Regions from separate parts of the Homo sapiens genome. Here regions 1, 3 and 4 are each linked to region 2. A link is a loop called in an ENCODE intact Hi-C map of the cell type or tissue named here. Cell type or tissue: heart left ventricle. All regions are shown on one strand. Region 1 has its middle 370 kb from the start of QKI. Region 2 overlaps QKI (QKI, KH domain containing RNA binding). Region 3 overlaps DKFZp451B082 (a long non-coding RNA gene). Region 4 has its middle 330 kb from the start of QKI.

Region 1 (5,000 bases), 200 kb before region 2:
TCCCACCCTGCGTCTCGCCTCACTGCTCAGGTCTCTGCTTCCTGCTCCAGTGTTGTAAAAGTTATTGCTTAGATTATTTCATTCCTGTCTTTGTTTTTATTTTTAAATCCACTTGCATTTTTTGGTCATAACTTTAATCTGCTTCATAATAATACTGTATTTTTTATCTGCCATTCATTTTGCCATTTCCTCTGATCCTTTCTTCTTACAATAGCTTTTTGTGTAGGAATGTGTCTTGTTGGAATTCATTGATTTCACCCACCTGCTGCTGCCCTGGTTCCTTGTGGAGCGTCACCAGGCAGTGTCTGTGCAGGCCTCTGAATGGTGCATCATGAGTTATTTTAGCTTAGGGTTCCCGCCACACCACTGAGATCTACTGCAAACCACTTCCTGAAAATACAGCCAGCCTCTGACTGCTCCTTCATCCCCATCCGCCTTGACTTCCCTTTAAGCAAAGGACTTTGGAGAAGCTCCCTTTTCCCTGAGACAGGACTGTTGGATTCTCCTCTCCCACTGGCACTTACCCCGCCCTGGAGCACCGTGCTGTGGGCATTCAGCACTCACAATGTCCCCGCCCACACATTCCTGAATGCAGGTTTGACTTCCCATGCACTCCTTTACTTACTGAGCTTACTTACTTACAGGTTACTCTTATCTCAGTTTCTCCAAAGCTGGGGTGCGTGGGGGGTGTTTTCCTTGATCTCCTTCTTGCTTGTATATGATTTCTTTTTATTTTTTTTCTTTTTTTGAGACAGAGTCTCGCTCTGTTGCCCAGGCTGGAGTGCAGTGGTGCTATCTTGGCTCACTGTAACCTCTGCCTCCCGGGTTCAAGTGATTCTCCTTCCTCAGCCTCCCGAGTAGCTCGGATTTCAGGCGTGCACCACCACACCCAGCTAATTTTTGTATTTTCAGTAGAGACGGGGTTTCTCCATGTTGGTCAGGCTGGTCTCAAACTCCTGACCTCAGGTGATCCACCTGCCTCAGCCTCCCAAAGTGCTGGGATTACAGGCATGAGCCACTGTGCCCGGCCACTTGTACACGATTTCTCAAAGAAGAGGAGGCAACACCTTCTTTACACCATCCCCTGAATTGGGGAAGTCACCTTATCCTCCTCATAGGTCTTTTGGAAAATCATTATCTAACATAGATAACTATTCTTTCATTCGACCAATACATGGTTAGAGCTTGCTGAATATTCACTGCTGTACTAAGTGCTATGGATATTGCCTGACGAAGTGGGAGGCTAGAAGATTTGACATTATGGATTTGTTTATTTATTTATTTATGTTTTTTTTTTTTTTTTTTTTTGAGACGGAGTCTCACTCTGTTGCCCAGACTGGAGTGCAGTGGCACGATCCCTGCTCACTGCAATTTCTGCCTCCTGGACTCAAGCAATTCTCCTGCCTCAGCCTCCTGAGTAGCTGGGACTACAGGAGTGCGCCACCACTCCTGGCTAATTTTTGTATTTTTAGTAGAGACAGGGTTTCACCATGTTGGCCAGGCTGGTCTCGAACTCCTGATCTCAGATGATCCACCTGCCTCAGCCTCCCAAAGTGCTAGGATTACAGGTGTGAGCCACCGTGCCCAACCTGGATTTATTTTAAAAGAAACAATATGAAAGCTATGCTTGTGGCACCTCAGATGGGAGTAGAGGACTATTTAGGGGGGCTGCTTTTAGCTGGTAAAGGCCCAAATGCCAAGAGACATTTAGATTGGGGTCCAGAGTTATGACCCCATAGACATCGGCAGCTGAATTTTAACAAATCCACAGATGATCAAAATTCTGTCCTGGAGCCAGCAATTTACTCTGGTTGGAAATGTAAGCCCCAGGCAGCAGCTGTTTTTGACCCTCACCCTGGCATGGAGTCTTTCTCACAAATGGCCCTCACAGCTGGGAGTTTCAAACAGTCTATTCTTTCAAAGCAGTTGTTCCCTAAAGCATTTGTCCTGTCTGCCCAGGATTTTCCAGAGCCCGGGACCAACGTTACTGGAGTCAGCCTGTTGTTCCACACCGAAGCACAGGCCAGCTGCCCACCCAGGGCTGGCAGTGAATCTGAGGCCGAGCCCAAATGGTATCAACTTACTTGCAGCTGTCCTTACCAGAAGCCCAATAGGCCCTCAGCATAATTCCCCTACGTGTTTAAAAAAAAAAAATCTTTCTATGCTGTGGTGAGAAGACTCATAGACTCTGCTTTCTTCTGCACAGCTCTGACAGCAGGGAGGTAAACTCGATGTCCAAAGAGATGATGCAAAATTGATTTCTCATTAAAGTAGAAATTTTAAACTTAAACAGGGAAATATCATCCTTTTACAAAATACTGCTTATTTAGGGATCTGGATAACTTGCATGTATCAAGAATTCTCCTACATTGGTATTTCCACAGTGGGGACAGTGGTTGAATCGCTAGAAGTTACAAATATTCCTCTTTCAAAAGCAAAGAAACAGGGTGATTGATTACCTCAGGTGGGAAAAGAGCAACACAAGGCTATTATGCAAGTGTTTTTGGTCAATCAGCTGTTTCAACACAAAGGGAGAGAGAAGTTCTTGATTAGGTGAGCCCTGATAATTAAGGGTGACCTTCACTGAGGGAAATTTATTCAATTTATCAATAGTTAATAATGAAAAGTCATCTCACCTGAAAAGGATGCATCATAAGCAAAATGGGGCTCTTCAAGGAACTTGTCTAAATAGGAAATACTATTTTCACTTAAGTTTAATTTGATGACAACCATATAATAATATACTTTTTTTGTTTAATATTCATGCATGTGGGTTTTTTGCAGACTCTTAGAAGATTATTTTCTGAGTATTAGCTTCTCAATCTCAAACTTCTTAAAGGTTAAACCAATGGTGATGAAGACTCTCTCTGTCAAATCTCTTTCTCAGTTAAAAAGAAAAAAAAAAACATCCAAGGTGTTTAAGAGAGTCACTGAACTTCATGAATGCATTTAAAGCCAAAAAAAAAAAATCCATGCATGCAACAGAAAAGATTAGAGATTCTGAAGGCACTTAAAATTGTTTATAAAATTTACAGATAATCTGAGGAAAAGTATTCTTATCGAAGTCAACTCAGCTTAGGGTCCTAGTTTCCAAGACACATAAAGCACAAGCATAGATAAATGCAATGTGTCATTCTGAATGATTTGTTTTCTCTTTTCTTTTCAAGTAAACTGAAAACTTGCTGATACCTGCAGCCCAGCTTTCTTTTATTCCCACTGCATGCCCTAACACAAAACTACACATGCTCGTCTAGCGAGTGGATAACAGAAGAAAAATATTATCTACCTGGGCACTCATTATGATGATTAACAAGTGTAACTTCTTTACTCCTCACAACAATCCTCTAAGATGCATAACTGTGTCTGCATTTAACAAAGGGGAGTCATTTTTCCGAATTTGCCCTTCTGGTAGGTGAGCAAGCAGAAACGGCAGCAAACGGCTGAGGGGCTGCCACGTCTGTGCTCTTTTCACTTGCCACACCAACCCTGCCACAAATGTGAGGATGCAATTACAGTCACGTCAGCATGTGCCCCCATGATGAAATGACAGAGGCAGCGTGGTGCAGTGGTTAGGAGCAGCACTGTGGGGGCTGCCTGCCTGGGTCCAGATCTCACCACACTTCTTCCTCAGGCAATTTCATCAACTTCCCTGGGAATGCACTCTCCTCCTAACACGGGGATGGCAGTAGTATCATACCTGGCTCTGGAGTTGTTACGGGAATTAGAGCTGACGGAGAGACAGTGCTCAGCACTTAAGAAGGGGCAGCCTTTCTTTGTTTGACTTGGTTCTACTATCCCATCTTTTCTAGCGGCAACTTTGCTGAAACACATAAATTCTGTGACTTTCCAAGGTAAATTAAAAAAAAATAGCCCAATGTTTTATTGTTTTTTATTTGTGACTTGCTAGAATGTATTTTTTCCTGCTTGATATACTCAATCTCTACAATGAAGTCAAAAGAGAACTCATACAATCTGAATTTTCCCATCCACCAAGCTGTGTGGAATGATGAACTCTTAAAAGCAAAAGGCATTTTCAAATCACAGAAAAAAAAATAGCATTTTATTCCTGTTAAGGCAAAACAAACAATGGCAGCATTTTTCAAGACAGATTATGGAGAGATGATAGATGGTAGGTAAGTGAGATAGATGATAGACAGACAGGTAGATAGATAGATAGATCCAAGGTGTTTAAGAGAGTCACTGAACTTCATGAATGTATTTAAAGCCAAAACAAAAATACCCATGCATGCAACAGAAAAGATGAGAGATTCTGAAGGCACTTAAAATTGTTTATAAAATGTACAGATAATCTGAGGAATAGATAGACAGATATGTGATAGACAATAGATTTGAGTCACCAACATTTAAATGCAGATATGATACAGAAATAAAGCAATAGCATCTTTGAATCTAGAAGCATCACTAGATGTCATCGCACCTCTTTCCCATCCCACTTACCCCAATTTTACAGAAAGCGGAGCCTGTGGGAGGTTGAGTGACTGTCCCATTCACATGAATTGTTAGCAGCGACAAATGGGACCTGAAATCTATTCCCCTCACCAGCAATGCATTTGGCCACCACAAAACATCATTCTCTCTCTCCAATAAACCAAGGTCGTAAGGTAGCTGTCTTTATACCCTCTTCATTGCAATGCTTGAGACCCTACTTACTCCTAGATCCTCTTACTTTACAAAATCATCTCATTCTTCCCTATCATCTACCCTTCCGCCCACAGAACTAACTTTTAAAAATGTATCCCCCAGATGCCTCTCAGTAGCTGGTGACCCTTTGCTGGCCACACATTACTGTCACTCCAAATGGGGGACCCAGCTCACAGGGCAGGGTTTCCAGCTCCAGCTGATGGATGTTCCACTCCCGAAGTTTCTTGGAACAGAAGAGGACTAGATACCAGTGCTGGCGAGGCCCCCTCTCCTCATGCAACGTCCTGCCCTCCCTGCCTGGCCACGAATCTTCCCTGAACCATTTCTCACTCATCCTT
Region 2 (5,000 bases):
TACCAGGGCTGGAGAAAAGTCTTTCTCAGCAGCAGCCAAAGATGGGTGAAAATAAATGGTAATTCCTCCTGGGAACCCAACAGCCAAAACATAGTGGCTTTCAAAAAATATTTTTGGGAAGTCATAAATCAATATGATATCAAGGAATAAGATTACTTCAAATATGACTATACCAAGAAGCAAGACTTTCTACTAAAGTTTAGCCATCATTCTGAAATGAACATACTGTGAAACATTTAGCTCCTGTCTTCACAGAAAAGAATCATTTACTCGATGTTCTGCATAAAACTGGGGCTTGGAATTCTGCTGTATAATCCTCATACTACTTTTATATTCCATTTCTCTCTCTAACCTGGGACTGTGAGCTGTTTGAAGCAGGAATGGTATCTTCACTCTTGTCTACCCAGAGGCCAGGCATGGTATTCAGCCCAATCACTTTAGCACATAAATACTGCTTGAATGAATAAAATCACTTCGTTATTTTGAAAGTTCTTTGACTCGTATTTGGAATTTTAAAAAATCAGCATGAGTTCTAAATTGGATTTGTCTATTGAAACAATTGACAGTTCAGTCTCAAAATTCCTATATATTTTAAATCTACTTCCTTAATCATCAACCCCTATTAAATTTTCTGTGATATGAAATAACTTAGGTGAAATTTACTGTGTCCACAAAGTGGAAGCACATATACAATGGAAAAAAAATTAGCTTAACAACAACAAAAAACTTCACCAGAATGACCAGTGTTTAAAAAACAAAACAAAAAATAATCTGTAGTAGTTTGGGATGTTTCCTATGATGAAAGAAAACAGACAAAAAACTGACATGGCCAGCAGCCTTGCTAAAGATAACTTGTCTCCATAAGTACACATATGCCAATTCAACCTGGCATAATACACATGCAGAACTGAAATCTTCATTTGGTTAATGACCATAGAGTTTATAGCCCTACTGAAAAACACATACACTCCTCAGGAGCAGGTTCTGTTTTCCAGTGTGCTTTGCAATACACCAACCATTTAGATACTTGGATGCTTTTGACAGTCAGTCCCTAGTGCAACTGTGGAAAGCAAGCCTATATTGCTCTGAGAGAAAAAGAAAACAAAGAACAAAACAAAACAAAAATAGCACACTCATGTATACTTATCAAGTTATAGTTCTTGACTCGTGGCTTCTCACAAATATTTTACTTTTAAATTCCTTAGAGATGTTGAAGAGCGTAACTTAAAGAGAGGTGGGAGTAAAACACTTGGACATTTTGTCTAAGAGGCTAAAATTGTAGAATAAAAGATGTCTTCCGTTAAAATATCCTGGCTTTACTGTCTACCCAGACCACGTATTTGAAGCTTGCCGGTTACAATAGCAATTTCTGCCCAGCAGGTCACTAAGGGAGTATTTTTGAGAACATGTACTCAAGGTATGCTGATCCCCCTTGATTTCTCATTGTAAGAGATTCATCTATTCTATTACACCACTTTACCATATCTGACTAACATAAATTTGAGGCACAAGTTTGGTTTTCGTACATTTTGATATACACAGAAATACTGATTGCATCATTTAATTAACACCAATTAAGCACTCAGAAATTTGACGGTGGTGCTAATTCATCAATATGAGTAACCTGCAAGTGCAAAGCATGCGTGATGTCTGTTGGGGTGCTTTCTAGTGCTTTTTATCCCCCTAATATTTGATTTTTATAGCCATTGATATACAATAGGGTAACACAACAACCCTTTTCTATATGTGGCCTACAATTTTTTCCTCTGGTATTTCTGTATTTTAATTCCATTACAGAATTCTACAGTTTCTACTTTTAAGAAATATTCATGAGAAACAGGTAGTAATTCAAACTGAAAAGGAGTGGCACGAGAGCCTCCTGTGCATAAAACTCTTCAGGCATTCCTCACAGCCTGCTGAGGGCGCTCAGCAAGAAGGCTCATGTTGACACTATTACCAAATTCTTGGCAATCAACCTGCTGGAATAGATACAGATCTCACAGCAGGCATGACTTTTATCACCTTTGGCTTTAGAAGAATGACAAATGAAAAAATACTTAAGAAATGGGAGGGGGTGTGGTATCCAACTTCATTTTTCAAGTTCGTATTTAGACTAAATTTACATCTGTCTCTATTTTTCTTTTCCATTAGCTCTGTTCAATGCCGTTTTGAAGGCAGCAGTACTCCTCTTTGAACTGAGGGGAGAAAGTGGTAAGGAAAGCAGGAGCGTCCCAATATTTCCCTTAATAACATGAACTATTCCCAGTTCACTGCGTATGTACTTAAATGTGGGGTTCCATAGATAAAACTAAGGTGATCCACCCGCCTTGGCCGAGCCCTTGCACCTGGCTTACTTCTTTTAGATCGGGCTGGACACTCAGCTTTCTGGTTCAATAACTTTTCTTTGTTACATCCTCTCTAGGATGGAGCTAAGGATGGTGGTGGTGATTCTTTAGCAAATTGTAACAAGCATTTTAGAAAAACTGGGTCACACATTTTGCTGTGGTTTGGGTGGAGTCTGTCCCCAGGAAAACTCCTGTTGAAATTTGATCCCCAGTGTGGAAGTGTTGGGAGGTGGGGGCTGATAGAAAGTGCGTGGGTTACTGAGGCGGATCCCTCATGAATAGGTTAACGGCCGCCCTCGGGATGGGGCGTTTTCCCTCTTGCAGGGATGCATGAGTTCCTAGGAGACTGGGTTGAGTCTGGCCTCCTCTTGCTTTCTCTTGCCTTGTGATCTCTGTGCACCTGGTCCACACTCCCCTTTGGCTTTACACCATGAGTTAAAGCAGCATGAGGCTGTCACCAGATGCAGCTGCCCAATCTTGAACTTTCCAGCCACCAGAAATGTGGGCCAAATAAACCTTTTTTCATCATTACCCAGCCTCAGGCGTTCTGCTATAGCAACACTAAACGCACTAACACACTTCTCTGAAGAATTCAAGGTATTCACACGGCCGTCTGGGTATTTATTAGCTTAATGGGACGTACATTATTGGTGCTGTCCACATCAGTGATGTTTTCCTTGTAGAGTACAAAATTTCTCTGCCAAATAGGCTCATATGGAATTCAGTGAAAGGGACATAAAGTCAAGCTAACACTACATTTTTTCTTTCATTTCTCTCCATACCGGGTTGCTTTAATCCTAAGAGTAACGGGAGGTTTCTAATTCATTTTAGACTCAACACCAATACTTACTGATGACAGACCACTTCTGGAAGTGATATCAAACTTTTCCACTTTATTTCATTTAAAACCAACTTTACTGCTAGTAGCCCCCGAACTGATGCCTGAATGATGTTCTGGATGAGGCATATGTATGTTTGATTTGCTAATCTAGCTTTTTTCCCTGAGACTCACATTTAACTCTTAGTTTCAGGACTTGCATTGCGTTCCGCTCATGAGCTTTAAAGTTTTACATTTTCCCGCCACCTAGGAATCTAGAAATCTAGAGTCAGTTTAAATTCTGGACAACTTTTTAATGCTGTTTTACCTCAGTGAGAAAGCAATGAACAAAAGCATATTAACATATTATCATTTAATTAAAATGTATTCAAACCAACTTTCAACTTGTACTACCAGTATGTCTTAATTTTATAAATCAATCATTGAAAACAATGAATGTAATAAGGGAAGCACTAAAATTCAGGTTTCAAGCACAGCCAAGGCACTTTCCTCATTCCCAAGCTTGACAGTTCTAAGGTAAAGGAGTGAACATAAAATCTTTAGTATCAACTCAAATAGTTCTGCAAGAATTGTGGATTCACTTGCAAATATTTTCTTCTCCTTTTGCTCTTCATCATTTTTCTTGTAATAACCTTTATATTAATATCCAGTTAAGTAACCAATGAACATAGTATAGCATACTTTAAAACAGACTACAGTAGATTTTCATCCCAATTTTAGGAGACACTCCTTAAAATTGGAACTGTTGTGTAGCATGTAAAAATAAGCGCTTTCAGAGGGTATACAGTTCACAAAATAGCATTAAACTGGAATAATCTAATTTTAATAAACATTTTTTGGGGAAGATATGATGCCAAACTTACCATGACTATTATTTTAGACATATGTATAGTACAACTATTAGATGGTCAATTAGTTTAACTGCTTTCTAAAGACCACAAATTACTGTATAAAAGGGGTAATCATTAAAAATTACGTTAGGAAGGAAATCCAAATGTCTAGTGCTTCCATTCACTTAAGCACTTCTGTAAACATAAGAACACAATGTGCATGAGTAACAGTGACTAAAATATTCATCTGATTTTTCAGGAGGAAAAACATCAAAACTGATTTTATGTCACCCCTTTTGAGAAGCTGGTTTGAAAGTCAGATCACCATCCTGGACCAGGAAACAAGCACAGATATCCACAGGAGCCAGAGAGCCGGGGGGAAGGATTAAAGCAAGAGAAGAGTAAGAAAATCAACAGCCCAAGTGTGACACTAGAGACAGGAAGGAGTGGTGGGGTGGCGACTAACCAGGGAATACTTGGCTTCAGGGGACCGTTTAATTACTCAGTTTCAGCTGGTGCCTACTATGTTAAGAATACATGTTTGGGCTTTCTAGACACTTTGATCTTTCAGGAAGAGCAGATTTTGTGAAGAATTAAAAAAAAAATCTAATATGGGCAATCAGACTTTTTTTTTTTTAAGTCTAGTGTTGCCACTTTTAAATTATGGCAAGTAGTTTAAAAAGCAAAACACCGTATAAGCCAAACCAAACACACCTTTGGGCTGCTAGTCTGCACGACGGTGCTATGGATCCTGCAACTGTGGGCTACTTTAACAAAGCATTCTGTTGAGGAAAACTAAGGTTCCGGTGAGCAAGAGGAAAGGAGCCAGAGGTACTTGGAGATGATATAAATAAGAAAGACTGGAAAACTTAAGGTACAAGGAGTCATAACATTTAGATGTTAAAGACTCGTAAAGGTTTCACACTACTGGAAATGATTTTTTTAATAAACCAATTCTGTTCAACAGGTTAATGACACTAGTCCTTT
Region 3 (5,000 bases), 240 kb after region 2:
CACTGTCTGGGGAGGATTTCAAGGCTGTGCCCAGGCCACCCCTGATGGATGCATCAGTCACTTCAGCCATGGTGCCGGCAGGGAGCCCAAGCGCGGGAGCATCCTCTGTCGTCCTCGCAGCCGGGACCCTCTCATTTCCTGTCTGCACAGCAGCCCCGGCGTGTTCCTCTGTGAAAGCCAGGAGCACGGGGGTGACGCCTTCTGGGCCTGCCACTGTTCCTTCAGAAGCGACCTTTGACCTCCCCATCAGCCTGTGCTGCTAGGTCTGGGGTCATTTTCTGCTCAGATATCTCCTCTCCCTGACGATCGATTCCCCCTGGAGGGGTGAGCCACTGTCGGGAGGGGAGACGGAGCTGAGCATGCAAGGAAGGGCAACCCCAGCCCAGATCCTGGAGGGCTTTGGGCTTCCAGGTAGAAGCCGGTCTTCGCGTCAGCAAACCAAGAAAATGCCTCCCTGAAATGGTCTCCAGGTCCCCCCAAACACCTGCCTCCCCCTCCAGCCTTCTCCACTGATGCCTGCAGCTGCATAAGTAGTGTTTCATTGCACCCCAGCAGGAGCTGGTACCGGTTCTTCCCTTGCCTCATGCTGGGGTAGATTTTATTTAGGATTGGGAGCAGGGAAAGGAGCTAGAGAAAGGAAGGGTTCCAGGAAGCTGGGAAGGGAGATGTCAGGTGGGGTGATGGGAAAGGAGGCCAAGGACCACCTTTGCCTGTATGGTGGGCTGAACTGTGTCCCCACAAAAGATAGGGCGTCCTAACCCCAGATACCTGTGAATGTGACCTTATTTGGGAATAGAGTTTTTGCAAATGGAATCAAGTCATGATGACGTCATTAGCATGAGCCTTAATTTAATAGGATTGATGTCCTTCTAAGAAGAGAAGACAGGGACACACAGGAGAAAGCCATGTGATGAAGCAGGCAGGAGCTGGAGCGACACTACCACAGGCCAAGGAACATTGGGACCAGAAGAGGCGAGGAGGGGCCGTTCCCTAGAGGCTTTGGAGAGAGCATGGCTCATCAACACCTTGACTTCAGACTGGTAGCCCCCAAACGGTGACAGAATAATTGTCTATTGTTTTAAGCCCCCTGGCTTATAGTACGTTGTAAAGGCAGCCCTAGGAAGCCCTAAGCCAGTTTCACTCATTATGATAAATATCATAGATGATGACTGTCATATATTGGATGTGCTGGAGATCTTCACAGCCACAGAATAAACTGCAGGCCAAAAAAAGAACATTCATATGAGGTCCCCAGCAGGGGCTGGCTGTGCAAGTCAGAGACTGCAGAACCAGGTAGGCAGACAAAGCGAAATTGCCTGGAGCTGGACACATATGTGCACCACTGGGAAATAAATAGACTTGCGGTGGAAATGACCAACGTGGATGGCCAGGGAAATGCCAGCAGCAATAAAAGAAAAGAGTGCACAAGGCCTGTAAATCAGCAGATGCGAGAGCTCCCGAAAAGTAGCGAAGTCTGAAATAAAAGGCAGGCTCAGGCTGGTGGTCCAAGAAGTTAAAGCAGGAAATGAGAGCGTGGGCACTGTGTGTGCTGGGCTCCCAAAGACTGCAGGGAGTGGCCAGATGTCTCCAGAGGCAGCGTCATGTGGAGCAAAGGGGACCTGAGGAGTGTCAGCATCCTCAGTCACCTCCTCCTTTGAACCAGCTGTTCGGAATCTGGTCTCTTACTTAGGATAATTGTAGGAACTGACTTTTTTTTTTTTTCTTTTCTCACCTATTGGCTGACTGAAAGAACCGACTTTTAAATGAGCACCTCCCTCATTAGAATTGCTCAAATGACAACAGCTGCAGCGGTGGGAGCAGCAGCAAGTTTGAAAATCCAACAGTCTGCATTCCACAGTGACAGTATTCTTGGTCACCTCGGAGACATGGCAGCCGGGAGCCACGGCTCTCATTGCTCGGGGTTGGTTGGGTTACCAGCCCTAGGGCTACAGAATGTATCTAAAAGAGAGGCTTGGCTGGCAGTTTAAGAGGGGTGCAGGACAGCAGGATGGGGTTCATGAGGCAAGAGTGGATGGAGCCTGTGGCCCAGTTGGGATGAGATGGGACAGTTCCAATGGGCAGGACAAACCCCAGCCACCGTCTCAGGGTATTTGACAGGAGGTAAACAGCAGACAAAATCCTGGAGCACAGGGGGGCAGGGCTGTCTCGTTCCCATGAATGGCAACATTGGAGGACTGACCCCCAAGAGCGTGGTTTTGTCGTCAGCCTCAAAGGCATGGCTTTCTCTCTGGCGTTGGCAGCAGCCGCTCAGCACCATAGCTAGGGAGCAGCGGCCTAGATCCCTCACATTTATTTCACTTTGACTCTTTTGACCAAAGCACCACTGTTTAAGGCCTCATTTTTCTTCTCCCATGTGGAAAATCATATTGCTTAAATTTAAAAATGAAGATAGATAGATGGATGAAAAAATCCCCATAGAGCAAAATTCTGCCTGTGACAAAAAGGTCTCCACGTCTGAGGTGACAGTCAACTTCAAGTGACGCCAAGAACATCAAAATCTCTCTATAAAAAAAGAATAGGAAGCAATGGGGCTCGTGAAAATGCCACATCAAGAAAAGTCAACAAATACATACTTAGTGGTAACTATGGTTGCAGAGAAAGAGAAAACTTAAAACAATATGAACATATGTGGTCATATAGACTGAAAACCCACCGTGTCATAAAACCCCAGGACACAGAACGCATCAGCGTAGACAGCAGCTGTACAGACAATGCTGGGGCGGTTGTGGAGTGGGATTAGAAGACAGGAGGCGCCATCGAGTCAGCTCCAAGGCCATTAGCCTTGTGACGCCAGCAAAATGTGTGAGTGGGGAGCCTCTACGTTCTCTCCTGTGAAATGGGGATGACAGTACTTCCTTGTAGGGTTGTGGTAACGAAGTTATTCAGCACAGAGCTTGGCATGTGGTCATAACAAGGAGTGGCGGATAATGATAATATGGTAACAGTAGGCATCATTGTGAGAAGGGACAGAGACTCAATGTGAAAAGTATAGAAAGGGCTCTTACAAATCTCCAAGCACATAAAAGTCCCTAAAAGACAAATGGCGAAGGGTTCACAGTTCACAGAAATGGAAAAAAAGAAATGAATGAATTCAATGAATATTAGGGGAAGAAAACCGTTACTAATTAGTGACGAAGCACAAAGTAATGCAAGTATCCAACACCATTTTGACAGCACTTGAGAAATGATCGAGAATTCAGAAACGCGGTAAAAACTGACGCTGGTCCCGACAGTTAAGTAGGAATATCCAGGAGTTCCTGACGGTAGTGCAAATGTGTTTGATTACTTTGGAAGACCATTTGGTAATTCTCATCAAAAGCCAGAATACGCTACACTTGGATCTCATCATTCTCTTCCTGAGAATGAAATAATTCAAATTAAGAGAAAGCTATACTTATAATGAGACATGTAGTTAGAATTATGAGAATAAAAATAGGTTAGCATCCCCTAATACAGAAATGGTTACTTTGTCATAAGAATACTAATTCTATAACATATTACATGGTGATTAAAATGAGAGTGTATTTAGAATAATGTTAAGTCTTAACATTATTTTATAATATAATTTATTGAAATAATTAATTACGGATATTTTTAAAATATGTAGCTAAAGATGAGATGAAGCTATCAGTTAATGCAATTTATCTGATGTAGGTAGAGGAACTTAGATACACCTATGTATGTTATTTTATTAATAAGTACTTTAAATGACACATAACTAAATTATCTTAATTTCTCTGTATCACCTGTTATGAATACACGACTCCCCATGATTCATTTTGTACTGACCTATACGAGGGTATACAAATCTAAATCAGGCACTGAATTAAGGCACAAGCTAGCTGTGTCCTCCCTGGAACATTTCCTGACTCAATTTAGAAATATCAGCTGAGCGTGTAGAGTTGTCTCTTTGAGGAAAGCTTTATTCTCTCAAGACTACTTGGCTCCCTGATACTCTCTTTAATGTTATTATAAGAACGCTGATCTTTTAATCCGCTAATTCACTCTCTATTATTCTTATATCTCAAAACAGCTTCAAAAGTCACTGGATTTTTCAATGAGAAGGAGAAGTTAGGCAGCTACCAAATAGCTGAAAGAATATTAAATCTGATGGATCCAGCCAAATAAAAATGTTCATTCATAGGATCTGTGGTTGTTGAGGAATCTTCTAAGTTTCATAAATGGCAAAAACTCTTTCTCAGACTTACAGATCAGACCTCACATATGCATGAGAAGAGAAGCTATTTTTGTCTCTGGGTTCCAGTTACACAGCCACAGCCTGGAAGCTTTGTTCTCAGAATTCATGCTGTCATCAAAAGGACTCAATACAAACACTGCAGCCAGCCTGCCATGGCTTAGCTGTGACCGCAGCTGCAAACTCTTCTGTCATGTGAAAACTTTTGGCTTTTTCCGGGTGTGGAATGCCTGTTGGTCCCAGCTCCGCCTGCCTTTCCTCCTTCTGGAATCGTGTCCATCCTTTCAGTCAACTCAGTTTGTCCGCATCTTCCAGGCCTCATACCTCCGCCTGATCTGCATGGCAGTGGTGGGCTTGCTCTTTGTGCTATTACACTGACTGTGATCGTGTTTAGTGAGTCAGCTTCTACAAAGTTGACCTGCACCTGTGTGATGTCTCTCCCTAGCTGGATGCAGCTTCTCCATGGGCTAAGTTCATCATGTTAACAGTGCCTGCCCCACAGGCCCTCAGGGGATCTTAGTGGGTGGTCTATGGAGAGACTTTAGTGGGTATATGAATCCCCAAAATTGTAGGCAAAGTTTGTGTATGCTGTGGCCTATCGACAGCGGGGACTCTGCCGCTGATTTCTCCTAAGAAGCCTCCTGGGGGTTTGAGCGAATCGTGGTGGTCTCCTTCCCTCTGGAGTGATTAGTTTTGGCTTTGGCTCAACATGGTGCAGACCCATGGGATCCAAAGGGAAGTTGGCCGGGCATTTCTGGGAAGGATGTCTCTTCTTCTGATTTCT
Region 4 (5,000 bases), 170 kb before region 2:
TCGTGGACAACATCTCTATCCCTCTGCATTTTAGCTTCAAAGCTCACCACACATACAAATGGGATACATAGCTCTTCAAACCTTTAAAATAATAACCATCACAGAGCAACTTTTCTTCCTTGAACTCTGAATATGAAACCTTCATGCTTTGTTTCTTCAGAGGTATTAAGATGGAGGGATAAGAGCATGCACTGTTTTGTTTTGGCTTTTTTCTACGCTTGCTGGAAAAATCACACAACTTACTTGTTTTACCTAGAAATTTTCTGAGTTTTTAAAGAGAATATTCCCAATTGCAAAACCATCTCTATGAAGACAGCAGTGTTGAGTTTTCCCTCCCATAAGCTGGGGAAGCCCCTCCTGTTCCTGGACCTGATGCCCTCGATCTGGGTGGGGCTCACCTGAGAAAGGGCACAAGTGTCCAGACACCAAGTCCTGAGGCAAAACTGAAGCACAGGACTCGGGGGGTTCCCAGGCAGAACTTTCTAGACTGTTCTTAACACTCCTGGCCAAGATGGATAGCATCTGATTTATTATCCAACAGTAAGTAAATGCTCAGTCATGAGGGAAACAATTTTCAAAATGTAATATGAATACTCTGCAGGGCTCATGTCAACATTTAGAACAGGATGACACCGTAGAGGGGACCTTGTCTGCACCTGATATGGTTTGGCTGTGTCCCCACCCAAATCTCATCTTGAATTGTAGCTTCCATAACTCCCACGTGTCACAGGGGAGAGCCAGTGAGGGCAGACCTTTCCCATGCTGTTCTCGTGATAGTGACTAAGTCTCACGAGATCTGGTGGTTTTATAAAGGGGAGTCCCTACCCAAACTCTCTGGCCTGCTGCCATGTAAGACGTGACTTTGCTGCTCATTTACCTTCCACCATGATTGTGAGGCCTCCCCAGCCATGTGGAACTGTGAGTCAATTAAACCTCTTTCCTTTATAAATTACCCAGTCTTGGGTATGTCTTTAATAGCAGTGTGAGAACAGACTAATACAGCACCCCACTTTCAGGGATTTTCAAATATCCTATCCAGAACTCTGCAGCCAGCACAGGGGCAAGAACGCAGTTCCTAACTCACTCCCAGTGTGGGGGCTTCCAACCCTGTCAGGCAAACTGTCTCTGCAAGGAGGATGACCATCCCTCAGAATACTGGAAAATGGGAAATAGAAAAAGACAAAAAATAGAGATAGATCCAAATTAAACAGACCATGATGATGATAGTTATGTACTGAACACCAACCATGTGTCAGGCACTGGAATAGGGATTTATACACATTAAATAATGGAATCATGCCAGGAGCGGTGGCTCACACCTGTAATCTCAGCACTTTGGGACACTGAGACAGGAGGATCCCCTGAGGCCAGGAGTTCAAAACCAGCCTGAGCAACATAGCAAAACCCCATCTCTACAAGGAAATAAAAACGATCAGCCAGGCATGGTGATGTGTGCCTGTAGTCCCAGCTACTCAGAAGGCTGAGATGAGAGGATCCCTGGAGCCCAGGAGTTCGAGGCTGCAGTGAGCTATGATTGCACCACTGCACTCTAGCCTGGGTGACAGAACAGGACGCTGTCTCAAAAAAAAAAAAAAAAAAACAAGAAAAGAAATCTTCATTCTGACCTTATTAGCTATTTGTTCCATGTTTTATAAATGACAAAACCAAGGTGCAAAGAGGTGAAACCAAATGGCCCAAAGTCATCCGTTTACTGGAGGACAGAGCTAAGGTTCTAGCCCAGGTCTTTCCATTACGTCATTTAGTCTTCTCAGGCCAAAAGCCCTGAGCCCGCCGAGTGACAGCGTTGCTTGTATATAGCTTCTCTCCTATCGTCACCTTCTGGCCCATACACAATTTAATCAGAAAAGACAACATTCCTGCCTGATGAGAGCATACCAGCATGAAAACAAGAGACAGACACGGCAGATCTAGCACATGCCCCTGTGGCTGCTGACAGCTCCTGCATAGCTCTGCACATAGATCACCCACGTAGGTCATCACAAGTCACTCTCAGAGGCTTCTCAAAGCCTGGGTCATGCCCATCACCAAAGCAGTCCTGCACTCCCAGGAGGCCCAGGCTCCCTGCAAGCCTGCTCTATCCAGAAGCCATTTATTTTGCAGCCAACAAAAGGAAACATGCTCCAGAGTTTAAGCTCCAGATCCTAGGGTCCCACTGGAGAAGCCTCACTTTAAAATTAAGTGTAGCTGAAATGCCTGTACAATGTAGCCCATTCAAAAGATCAGTTTTAGCCACACCACTTTTAAATGAATCTTCTTATGTCCAGTGTGGTAGAGGTCAAACACAGCTGACTTAAATACTGCCTGTGGCCAAGATTAGTAAAACCTTATTAACGCATGCTCTATTCATTTGGAAGTTGTTTATGTATGCAGACACATAACCTGGGCAGAACCAGATTGACATCTGCCTTTGAACTATCTTTGAAAAAGGAATTTACTAAGCATGCAGTATAATTAATATTGCACAGAAAATGCCCAATTTAAACGCTCCCATTCAATCACTCTCATTTATTCATTAAATAGTTGCCTAAAGACATCTGTCTCTTACTGTTTTGTTACTCTAGTATCAGAATACTATGCATTCTTTAAAGCAATACAAAATGTAATTCCTTTGTAAAATTTCAACTATGATTTTTCACTGGCTGTTTTTGTTCTCTAAATCTAATAGAGAGTTTCCAGGGGAAGTTCAAACGACGACAAGACAAGGCTCACAGCATAAGGCAGCCAGGAAGGAGGCACAGTGGAGGCCCTGACGCCCTCGGGTCGGGGAAGGTGGAGAGAGGCATCTGAGCTGGGACTCTAACCAGGAGACCCCACCATGAAGCCACAGGGATGGGGCTGAGCTGTTCCTAGCACACGCAAGGATAGAGTCTCTGTTCTAGATGGCTGGGAAATACCCACCGAGCCTCCACCAACTGCTCAGAGCTCCTTTCCAAGCTGCCGGCTGGATGACATTTTGTCCAACTTTCTAACAAACATGGGGGTGGGTACCACAGTTTGCCTGAAAAACTACATTTCACTAAAAAAAAAAAAAAAAAAAAGTGGGGGGAATTATTTTTTGGAGGCTTCAGCAAATGACACTAATCACCACCATCCCAAAGCACAACAAATACAAATTAGAACTGGAAGTTGTAAGTCTGGGGAGACTTGGTGGCTTTGCTGACTGACTCTCTGCCCGCCTGTCATACGCCCCGCTGTGCAGGAGGACGGCTGCTGAGACACATGTCTGCATGCCCGACGTGGCTACTCTCCACACCCATCCCAGCTGCGCCCCTGGCAGAGTGGGGCCATGCAGCTCACCTGGCAGGACCCCTTCAGTGCAAGGAAAGGAGGTCTTCTTGGGTTTCTTCAAGGAAATGGAAACCATCTGGAACCACCCCTGAAAAGTTGGGAGTGTGCCTGCCCGCCCGCCTCCCTGGGGCCCCACACGGTGCAAGCTGCCCCCTCTGCACTCCGCCTGCTGGGCTCCATGTTCCTTCCTTACACACCGGGCATCCTCAGGACCTGCAGCACCCAGGATGGTGCCCTAAGCCGGACCTCCCAAAACCCACGTGCTTAAGTTCCAGCCCAGTAAGGCCCTCAGAATGGGGCTGCATGTGGGGACAGGCAGATTTACTGATGTCACCGAGGGAGGATGAGGCCACTAGGGTGGCGGGCCCTAATCCAACCTCAGTAGTGTCCTTACAAAAGGGGACATGTGGACACAGAGATGGGCACGCACGGAGGGAAAACGATGTGAAGAGATGCAGGGGAGAGGCAAGGAGGGAGGCCTCAGGAGAAACCCACCCTGACAACTCCTTGATCTGGGACTTCCAGCCTCCAGAACTGTGGGAAAATAATTTCCTGTTGTTTAAGGTGCCCAGTCTGTGGTATTTGCTATGGAAGCCCCACGCCGAAGACACCTTCCTTCCAGGATGTTTGCCTCAGAGCCTCAGCAACTGGGTCTCAGTTTCCAGCTTCTTGAAAGAAGTAGCTGATGGCCCCTTACAGAGGTGTCCTGGCCCCACAGAGGAGGATCAGAGCTGGCTGGGCCATGGCTGGCCTGGCTTTGGGTCAGGGGCTCCCCAACCCTCAGTCAGCTCAGGGTCGAGGAGGGCAGGGTCATGATGCCTAGAACCCAGGTGCCCAGGCTCACCTCAGTGCAGGGTTTGGGGACCCAAGTCCCCTGAGGACAGGCAAGACTGAGCAGGCCTGGGACAGACGTCCCTAGGTGGATGCCACTAGCCACTAAACACAACTGCCCGCTTCCTGAGGATGACGTAGCCAGATTCAGATGGGCACACTGCTACTAGGGCCATATTATGTGAGACAGGATTCAACTTCAAGCATTTATACGAACATTGAAGAAAGCACTGCCTGAAAGGAGAAGGGCGGTTAACCTGAGACTGCGGCATTGTGGACACGGAGTCAGTGTTTAATGGGGACAGATGTCAGTTTGGGAAGATGAGTATGTTCTGGAGATGGGGGTAGGGACAATTGCCCAAGGATTTGAATGTACTTAATGCCACCAAACTGTACACCTACAAACAGCCAACATCATTAAGTTTTATGCTATGGATATTTTACCACAATAAAAAATAAAATAAATTTCGAGGGGTATGCAACATGATGAAGACGAAGCTTTCCCCCCAAGTCCTATTTAACTGGTTTTACTGGGGACATCCCCTTCATACTACTCGTCAGAGTCTCTTAAGCTCACAGAGGGCTACTCTTCCAGTCTTAAGTACCATCTGCCGAATGACGAGCTCTGAGCCAATTATGAAAACTCCAGGCAATCAAGAGATACTAGAGACAACATGCCCAAGGGGCTCCTGAGATGAACTAAAGAAAAATCCAACGAGTGGCTGCAAGTGACCCCGCAGTCCAGCCCAACATCTTGTGATCTGAATCCAGCAGGGTTAGTGCCAGGACACAGGTGAAGACAGACCAAATGCCTTCACTCACCCCTTGAGCTCAGGATACCAAGATAATAATTTTCATTT

What was found. A loop is a pair of places that touch in the nucleus more often than their neighbours do. Peaks named below come from ENCODE experiments on the same cell type or tissue, not always from the same donor. Only the 100,000 strongest peaks of a DNase experiment are listed, where the experiment ranks them.
Region 1: a loop joins it to region 2, with 2.3 times the contacts of the local background. A loop is called at or near these places in 2 of 110 quality-filtered maps.
Region 3: it touches region 2 in a loop (2.1-fold over the local background); 2 of 110 quality-filtered maps call a loop at or near these places.
Region 4: it touches region 2 in a loop (2.1-fold over the local background); 6 of 110 quality-filtered maps call a loop at or near these places.

What each region holds. Positions count from the first base shown.
Region 1 is chr6:163,778,184-163,783,183 of GRCh38, reverse strand. No RefSeq gene overlaps it. Among named protein-coding and RNA genes, the nearest start is that of QKI, 370 kb to the right of the region's middle. RefSeq lists an enhancer at 1,623-2,157. In heart left ventricle, no CTCF peak of the experiment used is centred here; a DNase peak (open chromatin) is centred at 2,013; H3K27ac peaks cover 1,295 bases.
Region 2 is chr6:163,577,048-163,582,047 of GRCh38, reverse strand. QKI (QKI, KH domain containing RNA binding) reads right to left here. Exons shown (of 8, transcript NM_006775.3): 8 at 3,456-5,000. Among named protein-coding and RNA genes, the nearest start is that of QKI, 160 kb to the right of the region's middle. RefSeq lists a silencer at 2,537-2,831. In heart left ventricle, a CTCF peak has its summit at 1,914 (motif pointing right); a DNase peak (open chromatin) is centred at 2,676.
Region 3 is chr6:163,338,578-163,343,577 of GRCh38, reverse strand. It overlaps DKFZp451B082 (a long non-coding RNA gene), which reads left to right. Exons shown (of 4, transcript NR_033862.1): 3 at 1-2,823; 4 at 4,055-5,000. Among named protein-coding and RNA genes, the nearest start is that of DKFZp451B082, 6.0 kb to the left of the region's middle. RefSeq lists enhancers at 67-361, 1,625-2,125. In heart left ventricle, a CTCF peak has its summit at 2,738; a DNase peak (open chromatin) is centred at 4,417; H3K27ac peaks cover 2,613 bases.
Region 4 is chr6:163,743,043-163,748,042 of GRCh38, reverse strand. No RefSeq gene overlaps it. Among named protein-coding and RNA genes, the nearest start is that of QKI, 330 kb to the right of the region's middle. In heart left ventricle, no CTCF peak of the experiment used is centred here; a DNase peak (open chromatin) is centred at 1,900; H3K27ac peaks cover 3,342 bases.